2 separate regions of the Mus musculus genome follow, and region 2 is linked to region 1. Evidence: chromatin contacts called from ENCODE Hi-C or POLR2A ChIA-PET data. All regions are on one chromosome and are shown on one strand. Each heading gives the region's core, a stretch centred on a gene start or an enhancer-like site at or near the end of the contact. The rest is flanking DNA. Distances are from core to core; before and after follow the strand shown. Region 1 holds the start of Rcor1 (REST corepressor 1). Region 2 holds the start of Traf3 (TNF receptor-associated factor 3).

The links. A loop is a pair of places that touch in the nucleus more often than their neighbours do. ChIA-PET counts read pairs that join two places held with the same protein, here RNA polymerase II (POLR2A).
Region 2: a loop to region 1 is called in a map of left cerebral cortex, with 2.0 times the contacts of the local background. The contact joins the promoter of Traf3 here to the promoter of Rcor1 in region 1. A Hi-C loop is called at or near these places in 1 of 37 maps with a recorded cell type or tissue (left cerebral cortex). POLR2A ChIA-PET finds 5 or more read pairs at or near these places in 4 of 5 experiments (Patski and embryonic stem cell).

The regions. Positions count from the first base shown.
Region 1 is chr12:111,037,835-111,041,047 of GRCm38, reverse strand. It overlaps Rcor1 (REST corepressor 1), which reads right to left and starts at 1,681. Exons shown (of 12, transcript NM_198023.3): 1 at 1,160-1,681; 2 at 1,027-1,086. The coding sequence starts at 1,442.
Region 2 is chr12:111,164,692-111,167,904 of GRCm38, reverse strand. Traf3 (TNF receptor-associated factor 3) reads right to left here and starts at 1,535. Exons shown (of 12, transcript NM_011632.3): 1 at 1,303-1,535. All of the region lies in intron 2 of 4930595D18Rik (RIKEN cDNA 4930595D18 gene), which reads left to right.

The sequences.
Region 1 (3,213 bases), core at 432-2,931:
CTACTTAGAAAAACCTCCTGTTCTAAAGCCCTCCAACCAGGACGGTTCACTCTAGCTGTACAAGATTGTCTTTTGAATTTTATTTCTGAAACAAAACCCACGGCCTTTCAAACATTTCCTGTAACCACCACCTTGAAAGACAGTCTCATACAGAGATGGGACAGAATCATAGGCATTAAAATCTGGCGAATTCCTTTGTCTGATAGGATTCCCCCCCCCCCACCCCCGTACCTCTTTAAATTTGCTTCCACACAGATCACCAGGAAGGCAAGTAAGAATGCCCCTTCTTAGGGGACAAGGATTTCTAGTAGATGGAAATGGCCGGTTAGCTAAACCTTTTGATGGTTCTATTCTTTCACAACCTCTTCCTCCCCACCCCATCCCCCCCAAAAGAAAAAAGAAATAAAGGAAACACACATTTACAAACAGATCTTAAAATAACAGCCACAAGTCGGGCTCTCTTATCTAGACAGATGCTCTCTGGAAAGCACACTTCTTTTATTACCTGATTGGGGTGGAGGGACAGGAAGATCTTTACTCCACCAGCCCTCGGGATGGGATGGGATGGGATGGGATGGGATGGGATGGGATGGGACAGGATGGGACCGGACGGGACAAGACGGGATGAGAGTCAAGAGGCAATAAGAGCGTAGGGTTGGCAGGGTAACGCTAGGAGCCAGTTTGAAGTAAGAAGTCTCTGCGGAGCCCTGGGTCCGAGCGCCCCAGGACGCCAACTCTCCAGCACTGCCACCCGGGATCCCGTCCTAGCTCCGGTACACCACACCTGGAGGCAGAGACATCCCACTCCACCCCGGCCAGGTGTGGCTTTCTCAGAGCCGGGGGACACTGCGGGCCCAGTGCTGTCCCCACCGGAGCCCATGGCCTCCCCGCACCCGAATCTGCAGCACACTCGTGTGCGAGCGTGCCGCGCCGCCTGCCCTCGCGCCCCGTGTGCCCCCGCGGACCGAAGGCCAACACGCACAAAAAACAAAGTTGTCTCCCGAGCTCCCGTCACTCGCTACTCACCAGGATCGAAGTCGGGCACCGCCGCTTGGTACTGGGGTCCCACCCGCATGCCACCGCCACCTGCGGGGAAGCAGAGCACGGCGGTCAGCGCGGGCGCGGACACGGGCCGGGCGCGGGGGCGGCTGCCACCTACCGTGCTCCTCGTCGCTGGACGAGCCCGAGCTGCCTTCCTCCCAGGAGTTGCTGCCGCTGTTCCCGTTGGGAGCCGCCGCCGCCAAACTTTTATTCTGGCCATTATTGGGGGCGGCGGCGGCCGAGGCGGCGGCGGCGGCCGAGGCGGAGGCGGTGCCGGCCGAGGCGGCGGCTGAGGCGGCGGCCGAGGCGGCCGAGGCGGCGGCCGAGGCTGCGGAGGCCGCCGTGTTCCTCCCTCGCCGCTTCCCTGAGACCTCGGGGCCCTTCTCCACCATGGCCGGCATCGGCGGGGCCCGGGGCCGGGCCAAAGTGACGGGGACCCCGGCTCGCGAGGCGCGGGCGGCGGGCCGCGGGCAGGGGGCGCAGGTGGGCGCCGGGCCGGGCGGGCGAGCGCGCGGGATCCGCTGGCGGGAGTTGGGGCTAGAGGAGGCCCAGACGGGCGGAGCAACGAGCCGCCTCAAGCCCCCGATGCCGAACGGAGCGCAACTTTGGCTCTCATCGCCGCCCGCACTTCGCTGGCTCTAACTACTCCGGGAGCCGCGGGCGGGGGGGAGGGGCGGAGCCTGGGGGGGAGGAGGGCCGCGCACAGCCTAACCCGTCGCTCGCAAGCTCCGCCCCTGCGAGCTTCCATTGGCTCTCACGGGATCCGGGCGGCAAGCAGGGGCATGGTAGGTCTCTGTGCGCGTCCGTCAGGCCACGGGGGCGGGATCACGGGAAGGAGGGGGAAGGTTCTGTGCTTCCGTTGGCCAGGTTGGGTTGACGCGTATCGCCCACTGTACGTGGTTTGAGGTTTGCGATCGCTTTACGCCCCATGATCCATCTCTCGAGGCAACAGCGAGGAGTTAGCCCCCTCCCCCTCCCCAGCGCCCCGCTCCCTCCGCTCGCACCCTGTGGGCCCCGCGCCACCTCCCCCGGGGATCCCGCCGAGCGTCCCATCGGCTTCCCAAAGTGAATGTGCCCGACGCGAGAACAGAAATCGCGGGCAAGGTCGGGACTACTTTCCCCCTCGCGCGGAGGAGTACGCGCACAGTTTGAATGGGTTCTATACAAAGAGGGGAAACTAATTGGAAGAAACTAATTGCGCCCCCGCGTCGCCCAGGGGCGATCGAGATGTACTAGAGCAAGGGAACCTGGGGACGAGGCTCTCAGGTGGCAGTGTCCCCCGAGGGAAGGAAAGCGGTTGTGCCTGGAGACGATGGAGCTCCCCGCTAATTGGGTTGGGGGCCACCGGCTCCCCACGTTGCCTGAGGGGCCGAGGGAGGAGTCGGGATGTTCGGCCGGGGAGGGCCTCGAAGCCGTCGGGGTGAGGGGAGGTGCCGAGTGGCCCCGGGACAGCAGGAGGGACATAGATCGACTAGGGGCCCCACCGCGAGGGGGAAAAAGAAGGAGCTTGAGTCCCCAGCTCGGTAGAAGAGGAGGGTCACTTCCCGAGACCCGGGCCCTTCCCCCAGCCCGCAGGGCTAAGAGCCTGAACGCGGAGGAGTCGGTGACACCCAGCCCTGGGCGTCCTTGTCCCTGGAGTGATCAAGCGAGGGGCCCCGTCACTGCCTGACAGCTGCCTGTGGGGCTGGGTGGGCTGCCCCACCCCCCGCGCCAGCGACCAAACCTGGGGACTATAGGTGAAACCGTTTGCTTTAAATTAAAAATAAATAAATAAAACAGGAGATGGCTATTTTTCGTTTATATTACTTCAGACCTGGGCTTCATATGGGGACAGTTTTTACACCCGCTCAGGATATAAATAGCTACAGAGAGAAAACGAGAGTTTTATGGTTTGAAAGCCCGCATAAATAAGCAGGGGTTTCTCTTCCACGTTTTCTGCCCCGCGAATCATTTTAAACTTCACTGAAGTGACCATGGTCACTTCTAACTGGCCTTCAAGAACAGGGCCCAGAGCCTCCCGGTAGCAGATCCCTGCCCCCACCAAGTTCCTGTTCTTGCTCTTGGACTCCTCTCTGAAGGACACCCCTCTGCTTAGAAAGTCCTGGGCACTGCAGGCATGAGCTCTGGAATAACCGGGTCCAGCTGGCCTGGTCAGCAAATAGACTGCTAAAT
Region 2 (3,213 bases), core at 286-2,785, 130 kb before region 1:
CAATTTGCTCTGGCCAAAGAATTTTCACCTTCAGACTAGTTCTTAATATATAAGATGTCACAATATGGCGAAAAGGGAAACATTTCCTCTCCTTTAAGTAAAGGATGGCTGTACACTATTTTGCTAAACACCCTACAATGATGCAGTATTTTCAACAGGCCATTTTCCAAGATCTGAAAAACACCAGAAGGTTTTAAGAGCTGACTGAGGGTTCCCCTGAACAATTTCTACATATAAGCATTTTACACACAATACAAAACAGCATTTCTAAAGATTTCACTTGTGTATCTAGTCACAGAAATGCTACCAAAAAAAAAAAAATTATGGCTCCTCTTCAGTTGTATGCTGTGAATGTAAATTAAGATGACAATACAACACTCGATAAACCCTTTAAGACTCCACAAAAAAAGAGCATACTTACAAATGTGTGTACGTAACACACACACACACCCTTCTATTTCATTCTCAAAACTGAGTCAAAGCTCAGTACAAAAGCCGTGAAAATAAAATCAGTTCCTTCAACCGATCATTAATCTGAATGCTTCTTCGATTTCAGAGCACGTCCACAACACTTCACCCATTTGCATGTTGTTGCCGTTTTAAATTAAAGGTAAAGAATTGTCCACGCAGAATTCTCTCTAAAGGTCTAATCCTGATACCCGGGTCCCCAACCGGTGGTGATGACAGTGTAGAAACGTGGCGAAACGTACATGAGCCATAGCCTGGCGCCTCCAAAACCTGCAAGCCCCGCGGCAAGGATCGTTTTAATGGCTCGCCCGTGGGGAGCCCACTCTGACCTTTGGTGTTAATCGAAGGTGGAAGGTGTGCATTCGGCCCCAGCTGGATCCCAGAACCGCCTGCCTTCCAGCCTCTCTGCAGCTCTCCGACTATGAATCAGTCATTCATCTGCAGAGCAATGACTCAGTATAAACTTTTAAATAATGGCTCAAAAACCCACCTCCACCAGCCAGGGCGAGCACGCTCATCTATGCGGGCACCCTGTCTCCGCCGCTCCGCACCGCGCCAAAGCCCCGGGCCTCGGAGATGCTGACGGCTCGGCACCCCTCGGGGCGGGCACCCAGGGCTCGAGGCCTGCCTGCCCCGTCTGCCCGGAGCGCCGGCGCCTCGGGCCCGGAGCTGGCCGCACACACAAAGTTTCCAAAGTTGGGGCGGCGGGCGGGCCGCACCGCAGACGGTGAGGCGGCCGGGCCTGGCAGCGAAGGACCCGCCGGGCCCGGGGCCGCCGCCGGGATGGAGCCGCCCGCCGCCCCGCCGCCCGCCGCCCCCGGCCCGCGACCTTACCCCGAGGCCCGCCCGTTCGGCCGGCTCAGGGGCGCCGCGCGCATCCTCCGCCGCCTTCTGCAGCGTCCAGCTCCCCGGGCAGCCCCATGTCGGGGGGCGGGGAAGGGCCGGCGGCCGCCGCCGCCGCCGCCGGCTGGAAAGTCCCTGCTGGGCTGCAACCCGGCTCGCGCACGCGGCGGCCGCCGGCCGCGCCGCCTCACGCACCCTCGCGCTGGCACTTCCTCTCGCGCGCTGGAAATCCCCGCGGGCCGCCTGGGCGCGCGCCCCAGCGCGCCCGCCCCCGCCGCCCGCGCGCGCCTCCCCGCCCCCCCCCTCATCCCCTTCGGCTGGCGCGCGCCCGCGCCCGTTGCTAGGGACCCTCGGCCCCGCGCTCGCCGCCGGCCTTAGCAACGGCGGCGCGCGCCCCAGGCCCTCAGGGCCCTGGCCCCTCCGCGCGCGCGCGCGCGCCCTCGCGCCCCGCCCGCGTCCCGGTCTTTCCGGGTCAAAAAGCCAGTCGAGCGGAGGGGAAGCAAGGAAGGTTCCTCGCCTTGCCACCTCGACGGGCGGCCCAACAGTCTCGCCTACTCGGGCACTCAGGTCCTTGCACCTGTAGAAGACACTCACTCGCGGGCGCCCATTGACACGCGTGCAGAGTTCGTTCCTAGTGTCTCCTGTCCAAGAACACACATCTTCACCGACAGAGTTCACAGGCAGGCGGGCAGGTCTCACAGTCCACATTAGCACACAGCCATGCCACCCTCACACATGCCCCTCGTATGCTCACAGGCGGGTCTGGTACCATCTGACCCAGCTCTAGGGGTTTAGCAGAGTCCTCCTCGGCTCCCTACATACCCACCCGAAGTGGATCTGCCCTGTGTGGACAGGGTGGCCAATTTGTCCTGGGTACTTCTCTAAGCCAGGGACACCCATTTCTCCAGCAGCTTCATCTTGCTGTCTCATGGTCACAGGGCCCCACCAGATGTCCCTACTGCCATGGCAAGATGGGAGCAAATGGGGGTCTATCCTTACAAAGTTCAGACACTTGAGCAAAGAGGCCATGATTGTTTCCAAGTCATCTGGAAGCTCACACATCCCTTCTCAATAAAGTTTGTCGGATCCTAGGCTGGAACGGAGACCAGTGTGACCAGGCTGCGCAGGAAGTCCAGCATCTTCTGTCCAGCTTACCTCATGGAATGTTCTAGAAGCCTGGATAGTCTGACAGGACATCTCTGAATGCAGTAGCCCAACAGGTGCCTGTTCGAGAGCCCACATAGGCCTTGCTAGCCAGGCTCAGCTAGGCCAGTGGCGCCCTCATCTGGGCCACAGGCCACAGTTCTGAGTTCAGAGTCAGGTCAGATCCAGGGTTCCCCAAGGCAACAGTGCTAGAACGACAGTCCCATCTATGAGGACCCTGGAGCTCACTATTAGCCCCTTTCCCCTCGTGGGTGTCTTTAATGGCCCGGAATGCTCAGAGTGCCCCTGCCTTCTTTAACCGTGTTCTCAGACCTCTACTGTTCGACCCCAGCCCTGTCCAGGGCACCTTTCTCACACGCCTTTCACGGCACAAGGAAAACTGCCCAAATCCAGAAAGGCTTCCTTCTCTAGGCTGCACTATTTGGACTCTTTTCAAATAAGCCACCAGGCAGAAGGTACAAAGACCTGTGCGTGGGGCTTCCTATGGCTGCGTGGCTCCTTTTATTCTCTGCCAAAGCACTAGTAAGCCTTCTTCAGAATGAGTGGGTAGAGTCCAGCCGCGTGGAGCTCTCTACGGGTGAGACCAGCTGCTGCTCCCCCACCCCGAGCCCTTCTTCTCCCATTTAGCAGCTCCAGACCCCCTGTTTTGGGGAAACACAGAGGGCAGCATAAAGAAGTTTGCCCCATCAGAGCCAGGGCTTTGGGGGCGGGTTTCTGGCCACCGCAGCGCCAGTTGCT